Linked DNA regions of Homo sapiens: all the other regions are linked to region 3. A link is a loop called in an ENCODE intact Hi-C map of the cell type or tissue named here. Cell type or tissue: endothelial cell of umbilical vein. All regions are shown on one strand.

What was found. Peaks named below come from ENCODE experiments on the same cell type or tissue, not always from the same donor. Only the 100,000 strongest peaks of a DNase experiment are listed, where the experiment ranks them.
Region 1: it touches region 3 in a loop (1.9-fold over the local background); 10 of 110 quality-filtered maps call a loop at or near these places.
Region 2: a loop joins it to region 3, with 11 times the contacts of the local background. A loop is called at or near these places in 28 of 110 quality-filtered maps.

What each region holds. Positions count from the first base shown.
Region 1 is chr17:68,857,727-68,865,726 of GRCh38, forward strand. All of the region lies in intron 1 of LOC105371874 (a long non-coding RNA gene), which reads left to right. Among named protein-coding and RNA genes, the nearest start is that of ABCA8, 94 kb to the right of the region's middle. In endothelial cell of umbilical vein, no CTCF peak of the experiment used is centred here; a DNase peak (open chromatin) is centred at 4,115; H3K27ac peaks cover 695 bases.
Region 2 is chr17:68,968,673-68,976,672 of GRCh38, forward strand. ABCA9 (ATP binding cassette subfamily A member 9) reads right to left here. Exons shown (of 39, transcript NM_080283.4): 38 at 7,463-7,518; 39 at 5,816-7,341. The coding sequence ends at 7,243. Among named protein-coding and RNA genes, the nearest start is that of ABCA8, 17 kb to the left of the region's middle. In endothelial cell of umbilical vein, a CTCF peak has its summit at 3,647 (motif pointing left); a DNase peak (open chromatin) is centred at 3,659.
Region 3 is chr17:68,791,373-68,799,372 of GRCh38, forward strand. No RefSeq gene overlaps it. Among named protein-coding and RNA genes, the nearest start is that of ABCA8, 160 kb to the right of the region's middle. In endothelial cell of umbilical vein, a CTCF peak has its summit at 3,354 (motif pointing right); DNase peaks (open chromatin) are centred at 2,699 and 3,469; H3K27ac peaks cover 2,184 bases.

The sequences.
Region 1 (8,000 bases), 66 kb after region 3:
TTTTGGTAATTCTAGCAATATTTTAATCTTTTAAATTATTATTATATCTGTTATGATGATCTGTGAACAGTGATCTTTGGTGTTACTATTGCAATTGTTTTGGGCCACTACAGACCATTCCCATGTAAGATAGCAAACTTAATGAATAAATTTGTGTATTCTGACTGCTCCACTGACAGGCTGTTTCCCTATCTCTCTCCTTCTCCTTCAGCCTCCCCATTCCCTGAGACACAACAATATTGGGATTAGGCCAGATAATAACCCTACATGGCGTCTGAGTGTTTAAGTTAGTGGAAAAGTCACATGTTTCTCATTTTAATCATAAGATTAGTGAAGAAGGCATTTTGAAAGCTGAGATAGGTTGAAAGCTAGGCCTCTTGTGCCAAACAGCAAATTTGTGAATGCAAAGGAAAAGTGCTATTTGAAAGTGCTATTTCACTGAACATATGAATAAGTAAGCAAAACAGCCTTATTACCAATATGGAGAAAGTTTTAGGGGTCTGGATAGAAGACCAAACCAGCCACAGCATTCTCTGAAACCAAAGCCTAATCCAGAGCAAGGCCCTAATTCTCTGTAGTTCTGTGAAGGCTAAGACAGGTGAGGAAGCTGCAGAAGTAAAATTGGAAGCTAGCAGAAGTTGGTTCATGAGGTTTAAGGAAAGAAGCCATCTCCATAACATAAAAGTGCAAGGTGAAACAGCAAGTGCTGATATAGAAGCTGCAGCAAATTATCCAGAAGACCTAGCTAACATAATTGATGAAGATAGCTACACTAAACAATAGTTTTTCAATGTAGATGAAACAGCCTTCTATTGGAAGAAGCTGCCATCTAGGACTTTTCCCATAGCTAGAGAATCAAAGCTATTACCTGGCTTCAAAGTTTCAGAGGACAGGCTGACTCTCTTGTTAGGTGATAAAAATGTCGCTGGTAGCTTAAGTTGAAGCCAATGTTCAATTACCATTCAAAAAAATCCTCAGGCCCTCAAATGATGCTAAATTTACTCTGCCTGTACTCCATAAATGGAACAACAAAGCCTGCATGGCAGAATATCTGTTGATGGCATGGTTCACTGAATATTTTAAGCCCACTGTTGAGATCTACTACTCAGAAAAAAGATTCTTTTCAAAATACTATTGCTCATTGGCAATGCACTTAGTCAAGAGCTCTGTTTGAGATATACAAAGAGATGAACGTTGTTTCCATGCCTGCTAACACAACATCTATTCTGCAGCCCATGGATCAAGAAGAATTTCAGCTTTCATGTCTTATTAGTTAAGAAAGACATTTCATAACGCTATAGCTGCCATAGATAATTTTTCTTCTGAGGGAGCTTGGCAAAGTAAATGAAAACCTTCTGGAAAGGATCCATCATTCTAGATTAATTACATTTACTAATTACATTAATAATATTTGTGATTCATGGAAGGAGATCAAAATATCAACATTATCAGGAGCTTAGAAGAAGTTGATTCCAACTGTCATGGATGACTTTGAGGCAGTCCAAGACTTTGGTGGAGGAAGTTACTGCAGATGTGGTGAAAATAGCAAGAGAACTAGAATTAGAAGTGAAGCCTGAAGATGTGACTGAATTGCTGCAATCTCATGATAAAGCTTGAATGGACAAGGAATTGCTTCTTATAGATGATGAAGAAGTGGATTCTTCAAGAGGAATTTACTCCTGATGAGGATACTGTGAATGTAGTTGAAGGGACACAAAGATTTAGAATATTATATAAATGTAATTGATGAAACAGCAGCAGGGTTGGAGATGATTGAGTCCAATTTTGAAAGAAATTCTACTGTGGGTAAAATGCTATCAAACATTATTGTATGAGACAGAGGAATCTTCTGTGAAAGGAAGAGTCAATTGATGCAGCAAATTTCGTTGTTGTCTTATTTTAAGAAATTGCAACAGCTCCCCAATCTTCAGCAATCGTCACCCTGATCAGTCATAGCCATAAATATTGAGGCAAGACCTTCTACCAGCAAAAAGATTATGATTTGCTAAAGGATCAGATGATCGTTAGCGTTTTCTTTTTAGCAATAAAGTACTTTTTCATTAGGATATGTGCATTTTTTTGCACATAATGCTATTGCACACTCAGTAAACTAGAGTGTGAACATAACTTTCATATGCACTGGGAACCAAAGAAATTGTGTGACTTGCTTTATTTTGATATTAACTTTATTGCGGTCATCTGGAATGAAACCTACAATATCTTCGAGGTCTTCCTGTAGGTCTCATCTATATTTTTCTTAGTTGTGAGGGGAAGGATCAGGACACAAATTTTAAATTATCAAAAAAAAAGAGTAAGGACATTCTGGAATTTATAAAAAGAACATTAAGCCTCTCATCTTTCAAAATCTTGCTATTTGCCCTCTACTCTGTGGTGGTGATGGTTTAATTTCTTCCCTCAATCCTTTCACAGCTGGTAATGGTCTCCTTATTGAAGGAGAAAAAGGATGTCTCTTGAGACACTCAGTTCCGACCACTTAAAGACACTGCATATCTTCCCTGTTCTCTTTAGCATCTCTTGTTCAATGTATTTCTTGGCCTCTCTGGGATCTTAGACGATTGTACATATTTTTTTAATTGCAGGAAAAATCCTCCCCTATAGTTTTAATTCAATAAAGTCTTTAAAAGACTTCGTTGAAATTTGAAATTTGCACAGGCCTAGAGAGAAGGAGAGGTAAGAAAGCAGAAAAGCAATTTAAAGCACAGAAACTGGAATAGGCAGGAGCCCAGGACAGAGAGACAGAAACCATATTTCCTTGACCCTAGTTTACCTGGCTGAAAAGTGAAGAGTTGGCCGGGCACAGTGGCTCATGCTTGTAATCCAGGACTTTGGGAGGCCGAGGCGGGCAGATCACCTGAGGTCGGCAGTTCCAGACCAGCCTGACCAACATGGAGAAACCCTGTCTCTACTAAAAATACAAAAAAATTAGCTGGGTGTGGTGGCGCATGCCTGTAATCCCAGCTACTCGGGAGGCTGAGGCAGGAGTCGGAAGTTGCGGTGAGCTGAGATCGCGCCATTGCACTCCAGCCTGGGCAACAAGAGCGAAACTCCATCTCAAAAAAAAAAAAAGAAAAGAAAAAAGAAAAGTGAAGAGTTGGTTCATTAGGCATCAGAATTGTTTCTTCCATGCCAATAAATTAATTTTAATTGAACGTATCTTTCAAATACAATTTGGTATAGTGTCTACACAGAGTAAAAAGAAAACAAAGAGAAGTTAAAATAATTTTATAGACTATGAGAAGAAAAGAAGGATAGTATAAGATTGGCCATAAGAAGCAAAAGGAATTACCTTTCACGCAGCAATATGTTTCCTGCCTTTTGTGGCCTATAAATATAACTAGTTATGACATGTTGGGAGTAATATAATGTTTTCAGTTCCAGTTTTCTCACTGGCCTCTGAAATGTAAATATCTGCCAGTCAGTCATCAACTTTTTACAGTTCACCATGCTCTGTGTGGTTCTAGGTTTGTAATAATGGATTTCCTTTGCAGATATATCAGGTGACAACAGCACCAGATCTTGGGCTCACATAAAGCCACGTGAAGAGTTGGGCAGGGTTTTCCTTGCAAAAGAGCAGGTACAAAACATAAGCTCATTTGACACAGTTGTCAGTCTCATTTTCCCAAAAATGTGGGTGTCTGTGGTATCAATGCTAGTTGGATCCATAGGCTGAATAAAAATCCTTTTTGGTGCTGAAACTCTGCCTGCCCCGGGATATCTCTCCCACTGACCTCCCAAGTACCTTCAGATAACAAAGATTGAGCTAGTTTGTACTGTTTCTTTGGATGACAGCATGAATTCTTCCATTGAAATAAATTTGTTTAGTGCATTATTTGCAGACATCTCAGTTGGCCCTTGGGAAATGAAGTAAAAAAAAAAAAAGAAAGAAAAAACAGGTACATTTTGATGTGTCACTGAAGAATTGAGGGAATAGGAGCAGGAAGGGAACCATCCAGGATGTGAGAGAACTTGGAGTTCTGGGAACAGCCAGGCAGCTGCTTGGTGCTGGTATTGCTTTTGTCATTTTTGGTTGCTATGGTCACCCTCTGAAGTGGGTACTGATATTTCCATTTTCCGGGTAATGAAACAAAGTCTGTGTAGATGATAAATGGCAGATCCCAGATTAAATTTAGGTCAAGATCTTAATCACTGTGCCATTCAGCAGCATTCACTGCAGGAAGAGAGTGAATTTTAGTCATCTATTGTTTCCCAGAAGGAAAGGTGTGCACAAAACTGGCAGAGAAAGCTCAGACCATCATCTCCCTGACTCAGAAAATCTTGCTTAATTATGTTTTACACATGTAGATAATCATGTATCTTGTACTTTTAGAGGATTGTTCTAAGAAGTGTTTCTGCTTTCCACCACTTTTTACTGCCTTAATCATGATGTGGTGTTTTCTTTGTTTACATTTTGGTAGAAGATTGATTAAAGCAGCAAACTAGCTCTAATTGTGTACTTATAAATATTCTTTAATCTTCCCAAGTGTTTATATTTTCTCTTCCTAATTTGATTACAAGCATTTCAAAAAGCAGAACTATATCCAACTCATATTGAGTTCTCCAAAAAGTGTTTAATAAATGCTTGGAAGCAAAATGGGCTAATGGAAACTTTATGAACTTCAGGCTTAAGAGAGAATCCACTTGGTTGTACCTCTTAGAGAAGGTATATGGCAATGACATAATTTTACTATTATTGGTCCTAAATAACCTCAAGATACAGTAGAAACTGTGGTCTTATTTTTAAAAAGAATAGTCAATGCAAATTTCAAAATTTGACAGATTCAAATACACACCAGTGTTAAATGCTAGTTTAACACACACCACACACACACAAACACACACACACACACGTATGGTATTTTAAGATTCACTGTCCATATGATATCCATACTATTCAAGATAGTGATATTAGAATTTAAGCCAGTAAAAGTTTAGCTCTTTTGAAATAGGTATAAATCTTATCAGTATATAAGAAGTATTTATGACTCTGGGATAACATATTCAAAGTGCTGAAAGAAAATAAAGAAACTGTGAATCAGATACTTGATATCCAGCCTACCTACTATTCAAATGTGAAATTGGAAAAAATTACATTTTCAGATAAATGGAAACTGAAATAATAATTTATTGCCAATAGACCTGCTATAAAACAAAACAAAAACTTAAAGGACATGATTTCATCTGAAGGTAAATGAGACTAGATGGCATTTCAGTTCTTTAGGGAGAAACAAAGAACACCAGGCATTGTAAAAATATATGCAAATAAAATAAATGATGCGTATTTTCTTTGTTTCCTTAATTTTGTTGATATAATATGGCTTTTTAAAGCAAAACATTACATTATATTGATGGTTTTTATAATGTACATAGTTGAGATATGTAACAAAATGTGGTGCAAGGATGGGAATAAATTGAAATATACTATCACAGAGGTTCTTTATTATGCAAGAAGAAAGTCAGTATCAACTCTATATAGATTAGTATAAATTTAATATGTGTTGTAATTCCCAGAGCAGCCACTAAAATGTATGTGAAGAGAAGCTGCTAGAAAGCCAATAGAAAAATTAAAATTGAATGCCAGTAAAAGGCAAGATAGGAAAAAACAAGGCAATAGTAATAACTACAATATCTGAAAAAAGAGACACAAATATTAAATGATACAATCCTATGAATAACTACATTAAATGTAAATGAACTTAACATTCCGATCAGAAGATAAAGACTCATACTTGATATAAAGGCAAGAACTAAGTATATGCTGTGTACAAGAGATACATTTGAACTACAAAGACACAAATAGACTAAAGGTAAACACATGGAAAAAGATATACCATGAACAAGATAGCCAGGAGAAAGCTGCAGGAACTATGTTAATATTAAAAATAGACTTCAGTATAAGGAGGGACACTACAAATGATAAAAGGGTCTGTGCATTAGGAAGATATAACAATTTTAAATGTATATTTGCCTAATAACATTGTGAAAATATGTGAGACAAAATCTATGAAGAAAAATAAGGATAAGCAGATAAATCCACAAACGTGGATGGAGACTTTAACACACACTCTAAGTAGCTGACAGAATAATCAGATCTAAAAAGAGATATAGAAAGTCTAAATGACAGTCAATGACTTTATCCCAATTGACATTTACAGAACACTAAAACAACAGCAGCGGAACACACATTTTAAAAAGCACATCTATATAGATACGCATAGTTAACACCCAGTATTTGCACTCTGAGATGCCTAGTGAGATCTGTTTACATACAAATTAAATAATGCAAACAATGGTGAGAGGACGGAATTGTCAGCAAAGGGTGTGAGAGAACTTTTGTTGCAAATGGCAAAGTTGTATACCACAATTGAGGCATTGGATGATATATATATAAATCCTATATATATACACACACACACACACAATTTGATGAGTTTTGACAAATGCATATATTTGTCAAATGCATATATTTGTCAAAAAATATATATCAGTGTGTTTGTCAAAACTCATCAAATTATACATTTAAAATTGCTGACTTTTATTGTATATAAATTACACTGTAATAAAAATACTCATCCTCTAAAACCCAATGATGAACTCTTCTGAATGTTAAAAATGGAAGGAATAAATGGGTACAATTTATTTCCACAAAAATATCATCACCTTTTATTTACCAATAATGCATACATACATAGCTTCCATTTTCAATAATTGCTTTATAGATATTTTTAATGATACTGAGTAGCCATTACTCTTTTTTTGGGGGGGTGGGGTACTTATTTTTTTTTTCTTTTATTATACTTTAAGTTTTAGGGTACATGTGCACATTGTGCAGGTTAGTTACTTATGTATACATGTGCCATGCTGGTGTGCTGCACCCACTAACTCATCATCTAGCATTAGGTATATCTCCCAGTGCTATCCCTCCCCCCTCCCCCCACCCCACAACAGTCCCCAGAGTGTGATGTTCCCCTTCCTGTGTCCATGTGATCTCATTGTTCAATTCCCACCTATGAGTGGGAATATGTGGTGTTTGGTTTTTTGTTCTTGCAATAGTTTACTGAGAATGATGATTTCCAATTTCATCCATGTCCCTACAAAGGACATGAACTCATCATTTTTTATGGCTGCATAGTATTCCATGGTGTACATGTGCCACATTTTCTTAATCCAGTCTATCATTGTTGGACATTTGGGTTGGTTCCAAGTCTTTGCTATTGTGAATAGTGCTGCAATAAACATACGTGTGCATGTGTCTTTATAGCAGCATGATTTATACTCCTTTGGGTATATACCCAGTAAAGGGATGGCTGGGTCAAATGGTATTTCTAGTTCTAGATCCCTGAGGAATCGCCACACTGACTTCCACAATGGTTGAACTAGTTTACAGTCCCACCAACAGTGTAAAAGTGTTCCTATTTCTCCACATCCTCTCCAGCACCTGTTGTTTCCTGACTTTTTAATGATTGCCATTCTAACTGGTGTGAGATGGTATCTCATTATGGTTTTGATTTGCATTTCTCTGATGGCCAGTGATGGTGAGCATTTTTTCATGTGTTTTTTGGCTGCATAAATGTCTTCTTTTGACAAGTGTCTGTTCATGTCCTTCGCCCACTTTTTGATGGGGTTGTTTTTTCCTTGTAAATTTGTTTGAGTTCATTGTAGAGTCTGGATATTAGCCCTTTGTCAGATGAGTAGGTTGCAAAAATTTTCTCCCATTTTGTAGGTTGACTGTTCACTCTGATGGTAGTTTCTTTTGCTGTACAGAAGCTCTTTAGTGTAATGAGATCCCATTTGTCAATTTTGTCTTTTGTTGCCATTGCTTTTGGTGTTTTAGACATGAAGTCTTTGCCCATGCCTATGTCCTGAATGGTATCCATTACTCTTAACCTTCTCTCAATGTACTTTGCCATCAATAAGAATAGTCATTCTTATTCTTAACAATTTTAAGAAGGTCGTATTGACTATAGAGTATTGCATTTTTA
Region 2 (8,000 bases), 180 kb after region 3:
TGTTTTTTTTGTAGAGACGGGTTTCACCATATTGGTCAGGCTGGTCTCAAACTCCTGACTTCAGGTGATCCGCCCTCCTCAGCCTCCAAAATTGCTGGGATTACAGGCGTGAGCCACTGCACCTGGCCCCATCTCCTTCTTTAGAAAGCCACCACCCACCTGCCAGGCTGTACTGCCATATCCCCCTTTGCTGGTGCTCTTGCAGAGCTCTCCAAAAGGACTGTAATCCCAGGTATAGCCCTGGGTCTGGTGGCCTTTATTCTCTGCCTGCCAAGCCTTATTGATAAGGGCTGGCCCTCAATTTGTGACTTAACAACACACAATCAGTTATCGGATCCATTTTCCCAAGGGGGAAATCTTTAAAAAGCATGAAAACTAATACACTGTGGGCTAAACCTTATACAACAGGAAAATAGAAATAGGATATTGCTTGGAAGATAAATTTACTTTTCTTTCTTTCTTTCATGGACTACATCTGCAAGTACCCACTTGCAGCCATTCCAGAGAAATCCTATGAAGTGAGTGAACATACTGGCTTAGCAACCGGCTTGCTTTTTTCTCAGCTCATGATGGAGCAGCAGCCAGCCCAGCAGCGCACATAAAATCTGTTTCATATCTTTCCTTACCTTCTTCCCCTTTTTCTTACGCTCACTGCCCTAGACTTACACCTTCCAAATGAAGTTGAATTATTAGCTAAGGCTCGGCTTTCTCTGGTTGTCAGATGGGTGGGGTTGAACAAAGTGGAAGGCAAAGATCTAAGGATGAGAAGACTACATGCGGATAAGAGCTCTAGTGCTGATGGATAATCTGGGAGTCTTAGACTTTTAATGATGATTTCAGTAAACAGAAACTTGATGTGGTTAATTAGAAAGGGTTTGCTTGCTTTTGCTTTTTTTTGTTTTTTTTTGTTTTTGTTTTGAGACAGAGTCTTGCTTTGTTGCCCAGGCTGGAGTGCAGTGGCACAATATCGGCTCACTGCAAGCTCTGCCTTGCAGGTTCAAGCAATTCTCCTGCCTCAGCCTCCCGGATAGCTGGGACTACAGGTGCTGGCCACCATGCCCGGCTAATTTTTTGTATTTTTAGTAGAGACAGGGTTTCACCGTGTTAGCCAGGATGGTTTCCATCTCCCGACCTCGTGATCCACCCGCCTCGTCCTCCCAAAGTGCTGGGATTACAGTTGTGAGACACTGCACCTGGCCTGCTTGCTTTTTTAGTGGGAGGTGCATAATCAATTCCAATTACTGTCTTTGAGAAGATTGTTCCTTAGTTTGTGGTAGTGGAGTGGGAGCAGGAGGGAATAGCTGGTTTGGCCTGCAGCACATGAAACTCCAGGTATCTGCCTAGAATCCTGCTGTGGTCTAGACTTTCTTTGGAAACATATTTTAAAGTCATAGTTCCTTTATTTTATTACTTAGTGTTCATAAACCTAACACATGTTCAGCTGAGCTTTAAGAATATCAGTCTTCTGATTAGCAACGTAGAATACCTACTCTCTAGGGTGTTGAGAAAGATTTTCAATTTGAATAATAGGAGTAAAATTTAATCAGAATCCTAGTTGAGAAAAATGTAACATGGGACATTTTTTAAGAATGTAGAGTTTATTTTTTCTAAGCCAAAACAACATTACCTATACAATTTTCATGTGTCTTGAATCCCCAAGGACATTAATCCTGTAGTATATTGACAGATGCAAATTAAATACATATACACACTGTTCTATCTATTGCATTCGGCAAGCATGATAAATGATTTTCTCCAGCAATGCTCAGCTCCGACTGGAAAAGTGGAAAACTGCAAGACTTGAGTTTGGGAGTTTAGGATGGGTTTGGGGGAAGGCAAAATGTGACCTTGAAAATATAGTTTAAGTGACAAAGAAAGGAGATGAAGTTAGTTAGGGTTGGAAGGCAGGTCAAAGTATGGATGGGCCTTGAAACTGTAAGTTCTCTTTTGATTATCTAAAATGAATGACATAATTAACAAGACAGAGTTTCAAAATAGTGAGATAATAACCAAATATTTAGCAAATGGAGCTACTCAAAGTGTTAGAATAACACATGAGTTTAGCAGAAGATAAATAATAAAAAGGACAATATGAAATCCACATTATCTGATAGAAACATTTTTGCTTAAATTTTCCATCCTTTTTTTTTTTAATAGGACAGTCTTTTCCACCATTTTCAGCTCATTGCTTCCTGAACTCAACCATGTCAGTCAATGGGCTCCACCTTAAAATTTGTTCAGCATTAAGGATCCTAAATGAAGGACTGGGCAGTGTGGTTCTAGGAAAGCATGAACCTATACAGGGAAGGGTAAAAATTCAAACTAAGCCAATCATAAAAGAGACTCTTCTCCTGGTCAAACTCATTATGATTTACTATGCATCTATTAGTGAGGGAAGAACTGTAAGCCATTATCCAGCCTCTAGTTACAATCTTATATTTTATTATATGTAAAGAGATATTAAAACTGAGTTTATATTCTATAGTGCATTTCCCAAAAATAAGTCTGCAAAAGTTTACTGTGACCTGAGATAAACGTCTCTCTATTCTCTAAGAGCAAGTAATGAAATTTGTCAGGTTCTACATTTGTAAAACAAGCAAATCACAGTAGGATCGCTGAGGTCCTTTATTTTTATTTTTTAAAAGACAGAGTCTCACCTATTGCCCAGGCTGGAGTGCAGTGGTGCAATTATAGCTTCCTGCAGCCTCAAACTCCTGAACTCAAGCCACCCTCCCACCTCAGCCTCTCGAGTAGCTGGAACTACATGTTCATGCCACTGTGCTCAGCTAATTAAAAAGGTGTTTGTGTGTGAGTGTGTGTGTGTGTGTGTGTGTGTGTGTGTGTGTGTGTGTGTGTTGGTAGAGATGGGATCTTGCTATATTGTCCAGGCTAGTCTCAAGTTCCTGGCCTTAAGCAATTCTCCCACCTCAGCCTCTCAAAGTGCTGGGATTACAGGTGTGTGTCCGGCCTTCGAGGTCCTTTTCCACCAAGAATTCTAAGATTATTGTGTAGCGCTGGTTTAAATGCACTCCCAGGGTTCATGTGAGGAGTCGGTGCTGAGTCAAGGTCTTTTTTTCCCAGTAAGCTAACACATCCACTTCAGCATTAACCTTTCCTGTCAAGACAACCCAAGGAATGGCTTTTTACGGTGCCACCCCAGAAAGAGAGACTTCATTTTATTTTCAACAGTCTTTGCCACACTTGCTTTGTCAGAAGTTTTGCTGATTCAGTATATACTACAGTTTGTTGAGGTCTTTATTTTCCCTCACAGAAATAATCTACAGATTATTATGTGACATCACTGAGGCCCGTGCCGTCTTGAAAATATTCAAAGGGACGTGAACGTCAAACAAAATGTATTCCAATGTCTATAGATATTTCTATTAATTACTGAACATTTGTATTGCTAATTTACTAGATTTGTTCTCAAAGGACAATTTTTGCAGGTTGGCCGAATGTGCTAAGCACAGAACCCAAAATTTCTAAATAAAGGAGATCAACTGTTCTGAATTCCTCATTTTTTTACTAAAGATAAAATTATCGAGCAGTTGGTTTAAATAACATATAAATCTAGAGGATTAGGGGAGATTTTGGAAATTTCTGGAAATATTTTGGGTTGTCACACTTGGGGAGTGGTACTGCCATCTGGTGGATAAGAGAGCAGAGATGCTGCAAAATATTTTACAATTCACAGGACAGCCTCCCCCACCACCACTCCAACAAAGAAGTTTCCAATACAAAATGTCAATCGTGCCACTGTTGAGAAACTCACATCTCATATAAGAATAAACTAAGTATCATTAAAATTATTTCTTTATAATCCTTGTAATATTTTCATTTATTGAGGCTTCAAAATAAGTTATTCTTACCTTCTATTTCAAATACTCCAAACATTCATGCAATATAACTTTTAATCTAAGTGGAGATATTCCTTCCTAGTTTTTTTATATTAAGTTAAAGGATAAACTCATCCAAAGGCATTGTGTCTTGGGTTGGATTGTGTCCGAAGAGGGGTTTGGAGGAGACATTAAAATATTTCCACCAACTTATGATAAGAGTTTCATTTCAAGACAGTGACTTTTTTTTTCTTTTTGATGGAGTCTCACTCTGTCGCCAGGCTGGAGTGCAGTGGTGGGATCTCAGCTCACTGCAACCTCCGCCTCCTGGGTTCAAGCGATTCTCCTGCCTCAGTCTCCCAAGTAGCTGGGACTACAGGTGCGCGCCACCACACCCAGCTAATTTTTGTATTTTTAGTGGAGACAGGGTGGTCTCGATCTCTTGACCTCGTGATCCGCCCGCCTCAGCCTCCCAAAGTGCTGGGATTACAGGTGTGAGCCACTGCACCCGGTCAAGACAGTGATTTTAGCACAAGATTTCCACTCTTTTGCTTTGCAATTTCCATGAATATAACTCAGTAAATCAAAACAAGAAGATAATTTATTTTAGCACTAGTAATAGGCAAGTTACTATTGCTTGGCTAGACACTTTCAGGTTGGTGCAATGTGAATACACTGAGAATGAAGGAAGTATCCACTAGCCAGAGAGTCAACACAGATAAACACGTGGGAAGACAGTAGGAAGGATCACTCTTGCAGAGTTCTGCACCAGGTAAGGAATGGCAATAGGAAGCATGGAACAGTTCAATTGCAATTGCATCAGTGCCCTGCATGCTTGAGAGATTCTTACCCTAGGTTTTTGCTTTCATTGTTTTCTTGGCATGAACTACTGTACTAGTCGATGTAATGCTGACTATCTGTTGTAACCAACCCCTAAATCTCAACAATCTCTATATCTTAATACCTCACAGTGGTCTGTGGCAGTTCAGGGTTTTCTTTTTCTTTTGTTTGTTTTCTTTAAGTTACCACAGTAGAGGACACCCACCTTCCTTCCCCATGACCCTCCCATCTTCAAAAACAGACACAGAGCAACAAGTCTTCATGTTTCAAATCTCTATGACTTCCCCTTCTGCCACTATTCTAAGAAAGCTCTCTACGTTTAAGGCATCAGATGATTAGATCAGGCCCACACAGATAATCTTTCTTTTCCTAATGTCAAAGGTGTCATGAAATATAACAGAGACAATGAAGCAATATTGTGTCATATTCTTAGGGTCCAGAGATTAGGGAGGCAGATCTCTACTGGGCCATTTTGGAAATTCTGCCTCTCACAGTGCCAAATATAAATAAGAATATTTGTTGGTAATGTTATTATGAAGATTGCATAAAATAATCAATATATGTACAGAACCTAGTTATAATGTGTATTCTTAGTCTAATAAATAATGATAATATTGCCATGATCATATTATGCTTCCAAGTTTACTATTTCACTTTCTTTTATAGAACTGTTGGATATAAATCCTTTGCTTAACACACTTTCACTGAGATTATTATTGGCATTTTTTTTTAGCTTTGGGAACATACTCTTAGAATACTGAAATGATGTGTTTCTTCATCAGCTCCCAACATATAGCACATTGACACTTTCTTGTTGAAAACTGCTTCACTGAAGTCCTGAGTCTGAGTGTGTCATTAGTGCGGATGAACCCAGTCTTATAAAATCAAGTCTTATTTAAGGCATAGGCCTTATATACAATGATAATGGCACAGTCTTTGGAAATTTGGCTCACTGCAAGAAACACTTACTCTATTACTGATGTACGTAAAGTGAACTATAGTTTTCAATGGGTTGACTTGTATCAACTCATTTGTGACTTATAAAAGTCAAGTGACTCAGTAGGATCAGTATTAATGTCTCTTTTTTAAAAAAAATAAGAAGTCTGGGGCCCTTGGCCCAAGGTCTCAGACGAATATTCTTACGGGTTGATGGAAGTGTTTTATTTTCAAAAACTAGAAGAATATAAGAACTAAAATCAAAGCCAAGGTCTTTCACACAACTTCCTTCAAGTATTCAATTAGATAGCAATAATAATAGTATTAACAAGAAAAACTCACCTAAATAAGAGTATACAAGTTTATTTTAAGGTGTTCATAGGGTTACCAGTTGGATAGGTCATAATAATATATAGAGATATGGGAAATTAAGACCTATGAAGTTTTAATTATTTGCATAAGAGTATGCCCTTGCATCATAAGAAAACATATAAAAACAGAAATATGTTTCAAACTTGTGTATAACATATATATACATGTTCAACTTGATCAGGTTCTTACTGAAATTATTTATTTATTTTTATTATACTTTAAGTTCTGGGATACATGTGCTGAATGTGCAGGTTTGTTACACAGGTATACATGTGCCATGGTACTTTGCTGCACCCATCAACCCATCATCTACATCAGGTATTTCTCCTAATGCTATCCCTCCCCTAGCCCCCATCCCCCCAACAGGCCCCAGGGTGTGGTGTTCCCCTCCCTGTGTCCATGTATTCTCATTGTTCAATTCCCACTTATGAGTGAGAACATGCGGTGTTTGGTTTTCTGTTCCTGTGTTAGTTTGCTGAGGATGATGGTTTCCAGCTTCATCCATGTCCCTGTGAAGAATATGAACTCATCCTTTTCTATGGCTGCATAGTATTCCATGGTGTATATGTGTCACGTTTTCTTTATCCGGTCTATCATTTGTGGGTATTTTGGTTGGTTCCAAGTCTTTGCTATTGTAAACAGTGCTGCAATAAACATACGTGTGCATGTGTCTTTATAGTAGAATGATACAGATTTCAAATTTCCTTTATAGGCACAACAGACAAAACATGGACTCACAATCTAAACTCTGAAAAATGACAGAAAAGGAAAACCAGTGAATTAAGAACAAGTATTTAAAAAGGGAATTATAAAAAGCAAATACTGTGCTGCTGGGTAATCAATTGACTCCCCTTACCCGGAAGTCAATAGGGTGTCTTAATTTATACTTTAATCAAAAAAATAAATAAGAAAATATTTAATATTTTGAAGTTCAGAGAAAGAAAATTAAGCATTCTCCATGACATCCTCAGAAATGTAGACAATTCTATAATAAATGCATTTTTAAACTTAACACAGTAGGAAACATGGGATTTGGTTGCTGGCACAAAGGCTGCATGGTATGGCTTAGGCTTATGCCCTATGATCGCCCTCACTGACATCGCCTGTTGTCTCACTGTAAGAAATACTACTGAGGATAATTATTGCATGAGTTTCAAATGCATTTTGTACCACCTCTGATATAAGGCATATTAAGGCTATAAAATATTATCTTTAAAAGAGTCACAGGATTAAAGAAAGATATAGGGTATTTGGAGCTTTAAGGCTCTTCCTGCAGGAGGAGTTTCCACTTCACCGAGGGATCAAAGTCCTCTTCAAGATCACCCAGCTCCTGCTCCTTGGAGAGCTCCAGGAAAACCTAAAAGGAAGGAAAGAAATAAAGAGAGGAGAACAATGCCATACTGCCTCCTGCAGCTCCAGGCGAATGCATTATACATGTATATTCCATGGATGATATAGAATCACTAAAAATGACCCACCTGCTCCAGGGTAGACTGTGAGAGGCTGTACTCCTCCAGGTCGAAACTCTGTTTAACTGCATAAGAATGAGCATACATTAGGAATTCTATTTTTTTTTTCAGTGAGTTTTACCAAGTAACAAACCAAAATACATACAAGTAGATCTTAAACATAAAAGATAAGGTAATAAGTATTCTTAGACTAAATATGGGAAAGCAAACGCGATATAGTCATATAACAGGAGGAAACTCCATCCCTTTCATCTAGAGTATTGGTAGAGGCACCACAAAACTAGAAAGCAATATCAGAGGTTCCAGAGCATCTGTGCAGAACAAGCTAAGAGATGGTACCCTCTGTGCTAGACGATGACCACGTACCCCTCTGTACCAGCCCTCATTCTTGTCTACTCCAAAGGCTGATGTAACAGATGTCTTCTGGTGGACATCACCAATGGCAAGCCCATTAGGAAGGACAGGGGAGACAGGAGGTCAAGGCATTTATTCTTTCACTTCCTCCCTGACACCAAGTGTGTGCCTTGTTTCTCTCAAGGTAGTAAGT
Region 3 (8,000 bases):
GAACTATTAATACCATTCAACCCAGTGATCCCATTACTGGGTACATACCCAGAGGAAAATAAATACTTCTGGCAAAAAGACTCATGCATTTGTACATTCATCACAGCACTATTCACAACTGCAAAGACATGGAATCAACCTAGGTGCCCATCCACGGTGGACTGGCTAAAGAAAATGTGGTACATGTACACCATGGAATGCTATGCAGCCATAAAAAGAATGAAATCATGTCCTTTGCAGCACCATGGATGCATCCAGAGGCCGCTATCCTAAGCAAACTAATGCAGGAACAGAAAACAAAATGCCACATGTTCTCACTTATAAGTGGGAGCTAAACACTGGATGTACACATGGATGCGAAGATGGAAATGATAGATACTGGAGACTCTAAAAGTGGGGAGGGAGGAAGGGGAAAGGGCTGAAAACCTAGCTGTTGGGTACTATGCTCACCACCCGCATGACGGGATCAATCATACCCCAAACTTCAGCATTACACAATATGCCAACATAAGAAACCTACACATGTCCTCCCTAAATCTAAACTAAAAGTCACATCCACGTAAGATGTCCAGGTTAGAAGAAATGTGCAAAACACTAAATTCCAAGCTCAGCAGAAAGATTCTGGTAACAAGGTGCATAGCCAATGCACTCACTTCAGTTGCTGGGCAGTTTCTTGAGCTAGTCCTCACATTCTGAGTAAGGCATCTCATTTGTTACCCTTGATTAATATTTTTGAGAATCAAATGAGGCATTGAACAACACTAAATGCTCTACAAGGCATTAAGAAAGCCAAAAGCCCTTGACATTTTTTTTCTATTCTTTCTCCCTCATTTCAAAACAAGACGTTAATATCACTCCAAGTTTATTGCGTAACGTAAGGGAGTGGGGGAAAACATAATGATTTCAGGAAAAGAAAGGATCTGCAATTGTTATACAATGAGGGGCAAAAGAAGCAAGAGAACAAATGATGAAATCTAATTATGCAGGGTGTTTCATCATTTTCAAAAATTGTTTTATATTTCACACAGAACTACAAGGAGAAAGGGTAAAAAAAAAAAAGTACTGGGTAAGGAAAAAGGAAAAGAGAGAAAGAGACTCCATAAGACCTCTAGTGCCTCATCTATCTGGAATTTGAATATATGGCAGTTGGGATTATCAGTATAAACAGGAATAAGAATCAAGCCAAAATTATTTTGCCATATTCCATGTGGTTATAAATAACAGTAAGTGGCTAATTTTGTATGGTTATTTCTGTAAGCCCTGTAAAGAGAAGGCTTTCATTTGTAAATGGAAGGTTTTGAGGATTGAGTTTCCCTGTTGTTTTGTGGTTTACAAACTCCTAGACACATTTATCTACATGGCAAACCTTGAAAGAAGACCAAAATTTTAGCTATACTCTTTACCATCATTTTCTTCTCATAAACTGGAGCTGACAAAAAGAAATTGACACTATACACGTTGCTATTTTTTCTGCATACTGATTCTCAGGCTTGGAGTTAATTTTTGCAGGGTAACCTTGGACTGTTTGTTTTATTTCATCTTTCTACTTCTCTCAGCTTTTACTAACTCCGGTCACACCAAAAACAAACAAACAAACAAAAAAACACACACACACAAAACTATGACATCAGACCAAAGTTACAAAGTTACCACAGGTCTAATCCTATTGCTAGGTAGTCATGCTTGCTGGTAAAACTGTTTTTGGCATCTTTATCACTATTCACCAAAACCGTAATTATCAGGTGACATCTCCAGGTCCCCAGGGGTGGGACCTTGTTGCATGGCCTCTGCTGCAGGTCATCTCAGACACACTGAGGTTTCCTACAACTTCCTCTGAGCCTTCCTTTGTTCTTTATTGCAGTAACTGGCTAATGCTAGATTCCAAGGTGGCATTCAAAGTCAATCTTCAAATTCCATGCCAAGTGGAGAAACATTTAATTCTGGGGTTGTTTCTAGAAGTAAAGTTTCATTTTAGCAATCTTGGCTTCTCTCAGGGTTTCTGACCTGTGACAACTGGGGTGTAAAGGACAACAAAATAATATTACATTTAAGAACAAGTGATGGGATTAAATGTTTATTTTTCATCTAAAACTTTAAAAAAGGAAGCAAATGAGTAATTCCGTGCTGCCTTTTCACAATGTCATGTAAAATATTGAGTGTTTTTTTAAATAAAACATTTTTTCCCATTGAGTATAAAATATACACACATGAATTACTGATTTATTTTTTTACAAGACAACGTATATTCATGCCCCAGAGCTTCTTTCTCCTTTCAGATAGAAATCCCTTCTGGGTGATTCCTGAGTATTATGTGGATCACTGTGGATTTTGGCTGCAAAAGAGAACAGAGCATCCCTTTTGTAAAAGAAGTATCAACCAATGTAACAGTTTCTGCTTTTTTGCTTCCAAGTTGCTGAGATTGACCAGAAGGCTGGAGCCTAGGCCACCACTGATAGGTTATCTCATTCACAGATTATATCCTAATGTTGGAAGTTTGCAGTGCCTTGCCCCCAGATGAAGACCCCTCCCCCGCCCAGTGATGTGTTTGGAAAAGTCTTGGAAGTAATTGCTCCTTGATTTTTTTTTTTTAGTTTCAAGTGAATAATGCAACAAAAAGCAGAAATGTGAATAATCCCATTGTAAGTCACTCGCCTTCTGGTGGATTTCGGTCAGGGTCAAAGAGCAAACGGGCAGGAACTGGGCTGTTTGAATGAGCTTTGTAAACAAGGTCGTCATCAAGCCATGACTCAATACACAGTGAATTATCTGAAGCCTTTTAGAATTAGCAACTAACCTCCAGGAAACTGGTGCATGTTGCAATGAAGTAGCTGACCATCCAAATAGCACAGGCCACAGCACCATGGGACATTGCATTTATTAATCATTAATTAATTTATTTATTTTTGAGACAGAGTCTCACTCTGTCACCCAGGCTGCATGGCAGTGGCATGATCTTGGCTCACTGCAACCTTTGCCTCCTGGGTTCAAGCAATTCTCCTGCCTTAACCTCTCCAGTAGCTAGGATTACAGGTGTGCGCCACCACGCCGGGCTAATTTTTGTATTTTTAGTAGAGAGGGGGTTTTGTCATGTTGGCCAGGCTGGTCTTGAACTCCTGACCTCATGTGATCTGCCCACCTCAGCCTCTCAAAGTGCTGGGATTGCAAGCGTGAGCCACCACCCCCGGCAGGGACATTGCATTTAATACAGAGGGATCACTCCTCGTGTAGTGTCCCTGAATTCTTCCATTGCTTACAACATTCAAGTTTCCATGAGTGAAGAACTTTATTCTGCTTCATTATTTTTATTTATCCACTTTTTTCTTTGATATGCAGAGTGGCCCAAGAGAGCACAAATTCTAAAGGTTGACAGAAGAGGGAGCACTTGTAACTTTGAAATAACAACAAAAAAGATATGTTTTTCCCTTTATATAATAGGGCTTTGTCTGTTTTTAAAAACTAGATCTTTTCCCAGCTGCGTGTCGCACCAGATGTTCTCTTTGTGAGGCTTGGGCATAGAAAGTCCTCCAAGGCCCCAGGCTCTCATTGCTTCCAGAACACAGCCCTACTTTCTCCCATTCTGAATTTTTTTTAACACAGAACAATCCATTATTCTTACCACCATGTAGTCTGAAAGTCTGTATAATCCCCTAAGGGTAGGAAAAAACAAACACAAACAAGCTAGAAAGAAGATGATTGAAATAAAGTAAAGAGCTGGTAAATACGAAGGCAGGAAAAGAGGTAACCAGGGAAGAAGCTAGAGAACAAGGAAGAGGAAGTGAAGATAATGGGCTGAAAAGTCACAAAACAAAACAGCAAAACAATCTTCCCCTCCCCCCAAACTCTTTTCATATATTTTGTTTTCCATTATGCAAAACATTAGGTTTGATGGGCTTTATTTTCCCGTCAAAAAAACTTACAGATGCAAACAGAAAGGGAAAGTAAGACAAGGAGTGATCCAGGTCTCGGCTCACATGCCTTTGCTGGCAGGTTGAGCCACACAAAATTTCCAAAAATTAACCCTTGACCTACAGAAATAGCAATTTTATATAGTTTGATTCAATATAATTGCCAGTGAGATGACTGTCACATGCGTCCATGTGAAGAGACCACCAAACAGGCTTTGTGTGAGCAATAAAGCTTTTTAATCACCTGGGTGCAGGCAGGTGGAGTCCAAAAAGAGAGTCAGCAAAGGGTGGTGGGATTATCATTAGTTCTTATAGGTTTGAGATAGGCGGTGGAGTTAGGAGCAATTTTTTGCGGGCAAGGGGTGGTTCTTACAAAGTACATTCTCAAGGGTGGGGGGAATATTACAAAGTACCTTCTTAAGGGCAGGGGAGAATATTACAAAGTACCTTCTTAAGGGCAGTGGGTGGGGGGAGGATATTACAAAGTACCTTCTCAAGGGTGGGGAGGGTGTATTGTCACAAAGTTAATTGATCAGTTAGGGTGGGGCAGGAACAAATCACAATGGTGGAATGTCATCAGTTAAGTCAGGAACTGGCTATTTTCACTTCTTTTGTGGATCTTCAGTTGCTTCAGGCCATCTGGATGTATATGTGCAGGTCACAGGGGATATGATGGCTTAGCTTGGGCTCAGAGGCCTGACATTCCTGTTTTCTTATATTAATAAGAAAAATAAAACAAAATAGTGGTGAAGTGTTGGGGCGGTGAAAATTTTTGGGGGTGGTATGGAGGGATAATGGGCGATGTTTCTCAGGGCTGCTTCGAGTAGGATTGGGGCGGCATGGGAACCTACAGTGGGAGAGATTAAACTGAAGAAAGATTTTGGGGTAAGGTATGATATTGTGGGGTTGTTAGAAGGAGCTTTTGTGGTATAGAATGATTGGTGATGGCCTGGATGCAGTTTTGCATGAATTGAGGAACTAAACGGAAGATACAAGGTCCAAATAAAAGAAGGAGAAAAACAGGTATTAAAGGACTAAGAATTGGGAGGACCCAGGATATCCAATTAAAGAGTGTCCAAGGGGGTTCAGCATAATTCTTTGCTTGTTTGGTGAGCTCTTGGGCTCTATCCTTGAGTTTTTTTTTTTTATGTTGTCATATACCAGGCCAGATTGATTTAGGTAAAAACAACACTGTTCATTTAAAAATTAACCTTGACTATGCCTTTAGCTCCAGCCACCTCTTTAAGAGGAAATTGTTGGGCAGATGGGGGAGGGCTAGTCGTGGAACAAAACTGTAAGCCAGACCTGGTATGAGGAGGGGAGGTGATAGAAGGATTATAGGGTGGGGGAGTGGAGGCTGAGGAAGAATTGGGACCTGGCTCGGCCTGGTGAGGAGGAGCCTGGGGAGGAGGGGAGAGGTCAAATGAGTCCATAGAAAAGGAGGATTCAGAGGACTCAGAGCTTGGGGTGGAGACTAAAGGAACAGACAGGAGAGAAAGAAGAAAGATTTGGGATGAGTTGCATTGGGAGCAGAGACTAAGGAGGGACTGATGTGTAAATGAATGCCTGGACATCAGGCACCTCAGACCATTTGCCCATTTTTCGACTAAAATTATGTAGGTCTTGTAGGATGGAGAAATCGAGAGTGCCATTTTCTGGCCATTTAGAGCCATTATCAAGTTTGTATTGGGGCCAAGCAGTGCTGCAGAAGAAAATAAGACCCTTAGGGTTTAGGTCAGGCAAGAATTGAAGAGGTTTTAAATTCTTGAGGACACAGGCTAAGGGAGAAGAAGGAGGAATGGAGGGTGGAAGGTTGCCCATAGTGAAAGAAGCAAGCCCAGAGAAAAGAGAGGGTAGAGACACAGAGGGTGGGGGTGGTACTTGCCACCCAGAGGAGGTGGTGCTTGCTACCAAGGTGAAGGATCAAGGCAGGCATCCCCATGGTGATCAGATGCCTCTGAATGTGGGTGAATAATCAGGCAGGCATCCCCGCAGTGATTAAACACTAAGGGAAGACTGTCTTCCTGAGTTCGTGACCGGCACTGGAGTTTTGAGTTCATGGATAAAACACATCTTCTCTGTCTCTACCAGAAAGGGAAAGGAACTGAAATTAAGGAAGAGAGAGATTGAAGGGTGGAGGGATAGCAAGAGAGGTTGGCGAAGAGACTGAAAAGACTGTTTACCTGATTTGAAATTGGTGAGATGTTCCTTGGGCTGGTTGGTCTGAGGACCCGAGGTCATAGGTGGATCTCCTCATGGAGTGAGGGCGAGGACAAGGGAACTGGTCTCCTGAAGGAGTCCTCCTGTCCCAGCTCTTCGGCACCAAATGTCATGTGTGTCCGTGTGAAGAGACGACCAAACAGGCTTTGTGTGAGCAATAAAGCTTTTTAATCACCTGGGTGCAGGCAGCCGGAGTCCAAAAAGAGTGTCAGCAAAGGGTGGTGGGATTATCATTAGTTCTTATAGGTTTGGGATAGGCAGTGGAGTTAGGAGCAATTTTTTTGTGGGCAGCGGGTGGATCTTACAAAGTACATTCTCAAGGGTGGGGAGAATATTACAAAGTACCTTCTTAAGGGCAGTGGGTTGGGGTAGGATATTACAAAGTGCCTTCTCAAGGGTGGGGAGGGTGTATTGTCACAAAGTTAATTGATCAGTTAGAGTGGGGCAGGAACAAATCACAATGCTGGAATGTCATCAGTTAAGGCAGGAACTGGCAATTTTCACTTCTTTTGTGGATCTTCAGTTGCTTCAGGCCATCTGGATGTATATGTGCAGGTCACAGGGGATATGATGGCTTAGCTTGGGCTCAGAGGCCTGACAATGACAATTTTGGGTACTGAGTATGTAGAAAGATCATATGTGTTACGAACAGATTTTAACCAGTTTGGTTATTACAATAACTAGCTTCTTTCTGGTAAATATCATAATATAGGTGATGTCCTAGCCTGTGGCCTGTTTGCATATGGCCCATGAGCTAAGAGCGGTTTTTATATTTTTATAGGGTTGTAAAAAAAAGGTGAAAGAATGTGCAACATTAGACCATTTTAGCCCACAAAGCTTAAATTACTATCTGATTGTTTACAAAGTTTGCAACCGATGGAAACTCCAGGTGCACCCAGATTGTTTCATTTTATTTTTTGCTCTTAGTATGATAATCACAACCTATTGGGAACTAACTATGTGTCAGGCACTGTTCTAAGAATTTATATATTAATCTATTTAATCTTCACGAAATGCTGTATGCAGGTTCTATTATTATTCATGTTTTACATACCTGGATAGAGCTGGAATGGAGATTTGAACCCAGGACTCCTGCATGCTTTTAAACACTATGTTGAATTGCCTTTCAAGAAGTTCTTGCAGCTTACACCTGTAATCCCAGGGCTTTGGGAGGCTATGGTGGCAGGACTGGGGAGGGTTGCTTAAGCCCAGGAGTTTGAGACCAGGCCGGGCAACATAGCAAGACCTTGTCCCTACAAAAAAAAAAAAAAAAAAAAGAGAGAAAGAAAAAAAGAGGTTGATACAAGGGAGCTGTGAGACTTGTTCCTGGGGGAAGCTAGATTGATTTCTAAACTGATTTCTCATCTCAGCTCTTGGTACTCACCTGTTGAGAATTTTTGGCAAGTTATTTAACTGCTCTCTGCCTTAATATCTCTGTAAATGGAAGAAAACTGATTTTAAAAAAAGGCAAATGATTACAAAGAAATGAAAATGAGTTGTATCAGTGGAATGCAAATGATTATTATCCAATGGATAGATCCTTCTCATGTCCTTTTGTACAGTCATTTCAGTTTTCCTCATCTGCCTGTGTATGTATATTCTCTGGAGTTCTCTCTTGAACTGGTTGTAATCTCTTACTAGTTCCCTTATAAATCAGTGATTGAAATAAATTTTTTGATATGCTATTATTTTATATCTATTTAAGGGTCATAATTATAAACTCCTTTTAAAATTATCTTTTAACACAAGAAACTATAATTTTCCCTCAATTTGCATGTATACTTTCCATTTGATTGGGACATTCTCTTTCCCCTTAAGGCAAAGCCGGAAGTAACCTGAGAATAGGATTTTGGTGTCAGTCTAATGTTCCCTTTA